Linked DNA regions of Homo sapiens: all the other regions are linked to region 2. Evidence: chromatin contacts called from ENCODE Hi-C or POLR2A ChIA-PET data. All regions are on one chromosome and are shown on one strand. Each heading gives the region's core, a stretch centred on a gene start or an enhancer-like site at or near the end of the contact. The rest is flanking DNA. Distances are from core to core; before and after follow the strand shown. Region 1 holds the start of TIFA (TRAF interacting protein with forkhead associated domain). Region 2 holds the start of SNHG8 (small nucleolar RNA host gene 8). Region 3 holds the start of PLK4 (polo like kinase 4).

Region 1 (2,700 bases), core at 88-2,587, 6.0 Mb before region 2:
CTCTGGATGGTGAAAATGTTTACTTTCATTTCCCCCCAACCCCCTCGCCTCCCCAGTTCCCCCTGAATATATTCTCAAGAAAGAGTATGTCTTTGGGTGGTTGCAAGTAGGAAGTTTCAAGGCTTTTCTCCCTAACGAATACCGAACACTGAGCACACAGGAGGGGAACAGAAACTTGGAAGCAGAGCAAAGGACCAAGTTATCCTCCTGTCTAACCCTGCTCAACAGGATCACCCTGAAGTGTGGCTCTGAAGATATTTGTGAACTCTGGCACAGCTGTTTGGCAGAATTAATACTAAAACCACAGGTCTTGCAAAAACAAAGAATCAAAAAAAAAAAAAAAAAGTGAAAACCAAACAGCAGGAGGAAACCCTTAGGAAAGCTCGGTGTCTTTCAGACATGAGATTTTCTTTCTCCCACTCTACTTGACTGGCCTGACCTGGGGTCCAGTCCCACTTCCTGGTGGCTGCGGAAATCCGCAGTGAGGCTCAGTGTGGATTTTGGCTTCAGAGGATTTGGGAAATTCCACCTTTCAATCTGAAATCTGGGGAAAGTCCCAGAAAACAACGGATTACTATATTTCTCTCATGAACCAGACTGAAGCAAGGAGTCAGGTCTAGGACCAAGGACCTCGGCACTCCAGGGAGCCCAGGGCCCCTCAGAAAGGTCTCGCTTGGCCACCGAGAGCGTGGGGCCGTAGCAGTTGGCAAGCGGGGGAGGGGGGTCACGCACAACTGCTCTGGAGCCACACTGCATAAATGGCATTCGTTTTTGTTTTCTGATTAGAAAAACGTTGAAAAGAATACCAAAGTACAGAGAAAACACACCCCCATCTCCAATGTTTCCTCATTTATGTAAATATTCTCATATTTTATAAAACAGGGAGGTGCTGTCTATAATTTTTGCAGGCTTTCCTTAGCATATGGTGAGCGTGTGCCAGGTGAGCAGGAGCAGCGGGGGATGACTTCCGATCCGACACCCCCAAAATCTCCTGGACAAAGCTGCTGTCTTTGCGGGATAAACAGAAAAGGGCCAGTCCCCACCTCACCCCCAGCCCGCCGCCCCGCAAGTACCTGGGGCTGGGGAGTCAGTGAACTCTCTTCAGCTGTTCGGCTCTCCCGGCTCAGAGCGAGGGGAATCGAGGAGACTGGGCGCAGGATGGGGGTGGACACCCGGCCGCTGCTCCTCCGCGCGGGTAAGTGTGAGCCCCGGGGTGCGGGGAACCGAGCCAGGGACCAGTGACCGCGAGCCGCCGATCCTCCCGCGCTCCCGCGCGCGCGGCCTGCCTTCCCACTGGCTGGCAGAGCACGTCCTCTCGCGCCCGGGGCCTTTGTAAAGAGCGCAGCGGTGGCGCGGAGGTTTTCAGGCTCCGCCCGCTCCACTCGCGCTCCCGCCCCTTCCTTCCTCTCGAGGTGACCCGGCAGCTGGCGCCTTTCTCACCAGGTACCCAGCCCCCTGGCCGCCTCTCTCAGTTCTCTGGCAGGGTTTGGTGCGCGGTACACCGACCCGGACCGCGCCTTCCCAAACGAGTGGCCTCTCCTCCAGCCCGATTGGCGAGCTAGAGAAAAGAAGGGAACTGGATCACTTCAGCATTAAGGAGGACTTTTCCCCAAAATGAGTGTTGCCCCAGGGCGTGGGCAGGCGGGGAGCTGAACTAATCTTTCGGTGACTCCAAGGATACCAAGCAAGCCAGTGCGTGGCATGCACGAGCTCCTCTAATCATCGCAGTCCCCCTTACACATGAGTAAACCGAGGCTCAGAGAATGGTGGAGTGTGGCGAGCAGAAGTGGAATTTTTTTTTTCTTTTTTTCTTTTTTTGAGACGAGTCTCACCGTGTCGCCCATGCTGGAGTGCAGTGGCGCCATCTCGGCTCACTGCAACCTCTGCCTCCCGCAGAGGCGGGATTTGAACTTGCTCCAGGTTGCCCTCGCCTTACACCCAGCAGAGCAGTCCAGTCGCTTTCTCTCCTGCCGCTTGCATCGTAATGGACATCCAGAGTCCACAAGTAAAAGCTGGTACATGATGAAATGGGAAACACCTCTCAGGAGTCCTTTATAGCTTAGAAGAAGGTAATGCTACCTTTCTGCCTCAGTGAAAAGATTTGGAATCACCTAAGTGTGAAGAACCTAAGGAGAGTAGGTGTCAAGAGAGGATAGACCCGGGTGCCGTGGCTCAAACCTGTAATCCCAGCACTTTGGGAGGCCGAGGTGGGCGGATCACGAGGCCAGGAGTTTGAGACCAGCCTGGCCAACATGACGAAATTCCATCTCTACTAAAAATACAAAAGTTAGTTGGGCTTGGTGGTGGGTGCCTGTAATCCCAACTACTCGGGAGGCTGAGGCAGGAGAATCACTTGAATCCGGGAGGCAGAGGTTGCAGTGAGGCCGGGATGGCGCCATTGCACGCCAGTCTGGGCAACAGAGTGAGACTCTGTTTAAAGAAAAAGAGAGAGAGAGGATAGACACTGTAGAGACCAGCAATCCCTGTTGGGAACCAGTGTCATGGAAGACTTTTTCCACAGACTGGGGTTGGGGCCACGGGAGATGGTTTCAGGATGATTCAAGCCCATTTCATTTATTGTGCACTTTATTTCTATTATTATTGCATTGTAATATATAATGAGATAATTATACAACTCACCATAATGTCGAATCAGTGGAAGTCCTGAGCTTGTTTTCATGCAACTAGACGGACACATTT
Region 2 (2,700 bases), core at 107-2,606:
CTTGTCTTTCAAAAAAAAAAAACCTTAAAAAAAAAGTAGCCAAGTGGTGGCACACGCCTAGCAGGAGGCTCGCTTGAGCCTAGGAGGTGGAGGTTGCACTGAGCCAAGATCATGCCACTGCACTCCAGGCTAGGCAACAGAGCAAGAATGTTTCTAAATAAATAAATACATAAAATAAAATCCTTAAGCCAATCTTCATTTACCAACCAATTTTTAATTCTTTTATTTGTTACCACATTGTCTCTCCTGAATATCCAAAGGCTCAAAGCCTTGGTTTGAATGCAGCTAAATTCATTGGGTTTGATCTCAAGTCAAACTTAGAAATACTGTCATCTCAGCCACAAATTTCACACTAAAGTAGATAGAAACCACTACTAAATCACTACTTTGTCTTAAAATGAAAGTATAATAGACTGTAAGGTTATAATTGCTTTTTTAAGTTAAACTTTGTTTTACATTTACAGAAAATTTGCAAAAATGGAGTCCCCACACCCCCTTCATCCAATTTCCCCTACCATTAATATCTTACAATACCATGGTATATCTGTCACAATAAAGAAATCGGTATTGGCACTATTACCTAAATTCCACACTTTGTTCAGATTCGCTAGTTTTCCATTAATGTCCTTTTTCTGCTGGAGATCCCAGCCAGGATACCACATTACATTTAATCATTATGCATCATTTTCTCTGGCATAATAGTTTCTCAGACTTTTCTTGTTTTTGAGTAGTGATTAGGTAATTTGTAAAATGCTAACCAGCGATCTCAGCTCACCATAACTTCCGCCTCTCGGGCTCAAGAGATTCTCCCACCTCAACCTCCCGAGTAGCCGGGACTACAGGCGTTCACCACCACACCAGGCTAATTTTTGTATTTTTAGTAGAAACGGGGTTTCGCCATGTTAGCCAGGCTGGTCTCCAACTCCTAACCTCAAGTGATCCGCCCGCCTCGGCCTCCCAAAGTGCTGGGATCACAGACGTGAGCCACCGCGTTCGGCCCCTTTTTCTAATATTGTCTAAAATAAGTATCCTAAACAGGAAATACCAAAAAAATCCCCCTCGCTTTCGTGACCTACACCGGTAAGCGTCAGGATCTTTCGCTATGCGAGAACCTTTTGGCTCTCGTATGTGCGCATGCGTCTGGATCCGGAGCCAGGTGACCCGCTCAGACGTGGACCATGTGCGGGGGAGGGGGGAAAGGAGCCGCGAAGGGGGTGGTAGACGGAACAGGTGGAGCCGCGGCGGGGCTAGGCGGGGCGGGGAGTGAAACAGCATAGGCTCCGCCCCTCGCGGCGCTTCCCCCGGAATAGCGTCATCAGTTCTATAAGAGAGCGTGTGCCGAAGGCCTCGGCCTTTCACATTCGGGAAGCGTCGGGATTAGGTGAAAGTACGTAGTTGTCTTTCGTAAGTTAAAATGATAATTGGGCCGAAACTTACTGCCTTACCTAAAAGGCAGCGCAGTCAGGATATTGGTAGGTCGGGGGCGGCTTTGGAAACCCTTAAGTTTACAAGCATGCGCGGACTTGAGTGCTCATTAGGTCGCCGGGCGTCCACGTGCAGCCCTGGACCCTGAACCCCGGCGTGCGTGGGCCGTGGGCCCTCGGGGAAAGGTTCCGTGCACTCGGGGACTCCGGTGAAGCCTGTTCAGCCGTCTGTGTCATGTGGCCATCTTGAGTCTACTCTGTCGCTCTTGTGCCCTAGCACCCCGAGAACCGTCAGTTTGAGCCAGATGGTGAGTAATAACCTGTAGCAGTTTGGTTGCTGGTTAATTCTGGATTGTGAATCTCCATGTATCTTTGGGACCTGTCAGCCGTGGCAGTCTCCCTTCCTAGCCATGGAAGAGCATATCCTTGTTTATTGGCAAAGCTGTCACCATTTAATTGGTATCAGATTCTGACTTGCACAAGTAACATTCACTGTTAAAAACCTAGAGGGTGCCGGGTTATTGGGCAAAATTTCTAAACCGTTGTTCAATGTTTCTAGGAAGCTGAGCTGAACACATTACGATGGATGATGGAAACATAAGGTACATTTCTTTTTTGATATTTCTGAGTTAATCTGAAACGCCTTAGCGGCAGGACGTTGGAAAGCTAAAGTTGGCCCGTTTTGCTGGCTTTTGTAGTTTGAGTTAACAACCAACTGAATTAGCTGATAAGATCTCAAAACAGTGAGGTAAGTACACAGCTCGGAGTTTTATAATGCTTTTTTTCTCTTGCAGACTATCAAGAAATCCAAGTGGTAATGGGCGAAGTTTATTCAGCATCCGGCAATGGACTTATCGTAGTTGGGGAAACGGGTGTTCCGAATAATATCCTGGAAGTTATCAGGACACCTATTTTAAATATAGGCCTGAATTTTGTAAAGTAATATTTAAGGTGGTCCGTGATAATTAAATAAAATGCTTAATTCATGTGGCTACTCATTGTTCCTTGACTGAGTGATTAATAGACGGAAAGGTAGTTAATAGCATAATACCTCCTATTTAGTGTTACACGCTCATGTGGAAGTAGTGTGAGTACAGTTCTAAGGTAATTGCAGCCTTTGTGAAAAATGTAAAATATAAAAATTACCAGGCTACCCCCAAGGGAGACAGCAGACTCTTTTTAAACCATACAAAAATTTAAGGCAGTTATACAAGGTGGAAAATTATGTATTTATTTACACAAATATGCACAGAACACTTGTATCTTTCAAAAGTCA
Region 3 (2,700 bases), core at 14-2,513, 9.6 Mb after region 2:
ACAAGAGGATACCCTGGTTCTTAAGAAATTCACACTTTAGAAATAAGGGGTATAAGAGCATAGTGTATGTAACCTATTTTAGAATGATTCATAAAATACAAATAATAGGCTTATTTATATATTTATACATGTATATTACACATGAAGAATAGTAAAAACAAGTGTGGCAAAATGTTAAGAATTGGTTAATCTGAGTAAAGGACAACAGGAGTTCTCTATTATTTTTACAACTTTTCTGTAAGCTTAAAATTATTTGAAACTAAAAAGTTTAAAAAAAAAAATGGGCCGGGCATGGAGGCTCACGCCTGTATTCCTAGCACTTTGGGAAGCCGACGCAGGCGGATCACCTGAGGTCAGGAGTTCGAGACCAGCCTGGCCAACATGGTGAAACCCCGTCTCTACTAAAAATACAAAAATTAGCCAGTCGTGGTGGCGCGTACCTGTAAATCCCAGCTACCCGGGAGACTGAGGAAGGAGAATCGCTGGAACCCAGGAGATGGAGGCTGCAGTGAGCCGAGATCGAGTCACTGCACTCCAGCCTGGGCGACAGAGCGAGACTCCATCTCAAAAGAAAAAAGAAAAAGAAAAAGAAATACACACTAACATCAAGGAAAAGAGCTTTCACTTAATAACAGAAGATCTAAGTTTGTGCGCTACTTCTGTTTGTTAAATATCCTTCCTTAAGCATCACACTTTTCTCACCTGCAAAACACCATCCCAAACTTACAGAGGTCTCTTTTGATCCATACAAATTATGTGTATGAGAGATCTAACTGTAAATTATTATACAAATGACATTATAATATTAAATACTTAGGAGTTTGCCAAAATAAAGAATGGAGTTCGTTTTCTTAAGGTACCGTACACATTAACTACAGTTATAACAAACTACGGAATAAGCGGTAGTGGTGTAAACGGTGTTCCTTAAAGGAAGGTAATGTTTTTTGCCCTGTTCCGTCAAGTCTTAAACGCTTGACATTTTAAAATAGTTTTAAACCCTTTCCGGAATTAGAAGTGGTATTTCGGACCGTGAAGTAACCGATCAGCCATAAGTGTCCCATCTTTAAGGCCTGCTCTTTTACCCGTCTTGCAGAAGTTCTTCCGAGAGTGGGCCCGAGACAGCCTCCCGCCCGAACTAAACTCTCCGCAGCGCTTCCGGCCCTTGGCCCCGAAGTCTAGAACCCTGGGCCGGCCGCAAAGGAAGGTCTGCCGCGCATGCGCGCCCCGGCGCAGCCTATCCGGAGCGATCCATCTCGTTACGTCACCACCAGCCTAGCTCGGACGGCAAGCGGCGGGAGATTTTCAAAATGGGAGCCCAGAGGCACCGCCCAGGCCTCGGAAGGTGTCAGGGAGAACTTTCCGTGGTTTCAGCGTCGTCGCCTGGAGCGGCGGTTTAGAGAGCCGAGCCTGATGGGCGCCAAGGCCGGCTGGCTGCTTGGAGCGCTGCCTCGAAGGGACTGCGTGAAGGAAGCTAATCCGGAGAACCCAGGCCAGAGCCTGGAAATATGGCGACCTGCATCGGGGAGAAGATCGAGGTGAAAAGACTCGGCAGTCTGCAGCGGGGCGGGTGGGAGTAATTGTGGGAGGACACGAGACCGCTGTGGGAAGGGGAGCGAACGAAGCTAACGGCTGCGGGGCGGGCACCGAGGTGCTTAGGGAGGGTCCCAACGGCCCAGACCCCTGCTGTTTAGGGGCGGAGCGGCCCGCCCCTCAAGAGACAAGAGTAGGGAAGGCGGGACAGGTGAGTCCCTCCCCGCCCGGCAGTGTCCCGAGGCACTGCGGCTTTCTTTCAGCAATCCCGCCCGAGCTACCGCGTTAGAGCAGGGCAGGGCTACCTCCCACTTCTCCAAGGGGATGGCGGTTATCTCCGGCGGGAGCTGCGGCGGGATTCTGACCGAGCCCTCCGCTCCCGGGGATTGGCTGGAGATGGGAGGAGGGCGCTTAGGCTGCACTGAGGTTGAGGAACCAGATCACTAGGGTGCACCATCACCCTGAGCTTCCAGTCCAGCCTGGAAGCGCAGGTATCCCCGCACGGAGTCAACATGCCTTCCACCCTAGACACCTGCTGCATCGAGGTGTAATACCCGCTTGAATTTTGTCAAATTCCCCACTCGATCCATTTTATCTTCTTTTTCCAGCCCCTTCCCATCTTCCTTTCTACTGTGAGTCATCACACATAATCTTTAATTTTAACTTTTAAGGATTTTAAAGTTGGAAATCTGCTTGGTAAAGGATCATTTGCTGGTGTCTACAGAGCTGAGTCCATTCACACTGGTTTGGAAGTTGCAATCAAAATGGTAAGAATAAACTAATCAACTTCTCTCCTGTACTTTGCAAGTAACTAGAGAGGTATCAGAGATGTCAGAAACTCCTTGTCTACTAGCCTTTCCTTTGATTATAGTGTAAGGAACACTTTACATAGGCAGAAGACAATAGTGCCAAGTCCAGCCGTTGAACTTAAAAATATTTTAGGAAAGCCTTGACCTTGCTTAAGTAAGTTTTATCTTCATTAATGTTCAGTAGACCTCGTATGTGGTGTAATTATCCATACTTGGAGTAATGAGTAGAAATCAACTAACAAATAATTTGTTTATAGTTCACTGTGTATAATTTTGTATTTCCCTGTAACATACAAAATATTATTCTTGATTGTTAGAAGTCAGCCTAATAGGAGTAACATAAACATAAGCAAATTAAGAA

The links. A loop is a pair of places that touch in the nucleus more often than their neighbours do. ChIA-PET counts read pairs that join two places held with the same protein, here RNA polymerase II (POLR2A). Pooled maps may share reads with other maps.
Region 1: a map of CD8-positive, alpha-beta T cell shows a loop between it and region 2 (16-fold over the local background). The contact joins the promoter of TIFA here to the promoter of SNHG8 in region 2. A Hi-C loop is called at or near these places in 2 of 168 maps with a recorded cell type or tissue (CD8-positive, alpha-beta T cell and naive thymus-derived CD4-positive, alpha-beta T cell) and 10 of 50 pooled maps.
Region 3: a pooled map shows a loop between it and region 2 (9-fold over the local background). The contact joins the promoter of PLK4 here to the promoter of SNHG8 in region 2. A Hi-C loop is called at or near these places in 2 of 50 pooled maps. POLR2A ChIA-PET finds 5 or more read pairs at or near these places in 2 of 52 experiments (AG04450 and CD4-positive, alpha-beta memory T cell).

What each region holds. Positions count from the first base shown.
Region 1 is chr4:112,284,567-112,287,266 of GRCh38, forward strand. It overlaps TIFA (TRAF interacting protein with forkhead associated domain), which reads right to left and starts at 1,338. Exons shown (of 2, transcript NM_052864.3): 1 at 1,074-1,338. RefSeq lists enhancers at 111-290, 321-440 and a silencer at 1,081-1,390.
Region 2 is chr4:118,277,406-118,280,105 of GRCh38, forward strand. SNHG8 (small nucleolar RNA host gene 8) reads left to right here and starts at 1,357. Exons shown (of 3, transcript NR_034011.1): 1 at 1,357-1,387; 2 at 1,984-2,026; 3 at 2,219-2,418. SNORA24 (small nucleolar RNA, H/ACA box 24) reads left to right here and starts at 1,785; the gene lies at 1,785-1,915. PRSS12 (serine protease 12) reads right to left here. Exons shown (of 13, transcript NM_003619.4): 13 at 2,633-2,700. RefSeq lists an enhancer at 885-1,064 and a silencer at 1,135-1,184.
Region 3 is chr4:127,879,630-127,882,329 of GRCh38, forward strand. It overlaps PLK4 (polo like kinase 4), which reads left to right and starts at 1,264. Exons shown (of 16, transcript NM_014264.5): 1 at 1,264-1,535; 2 at 2,202-2,297. The coding sequence starts at 1,506. RefSeq lists an enhancer at 1,348-1,587.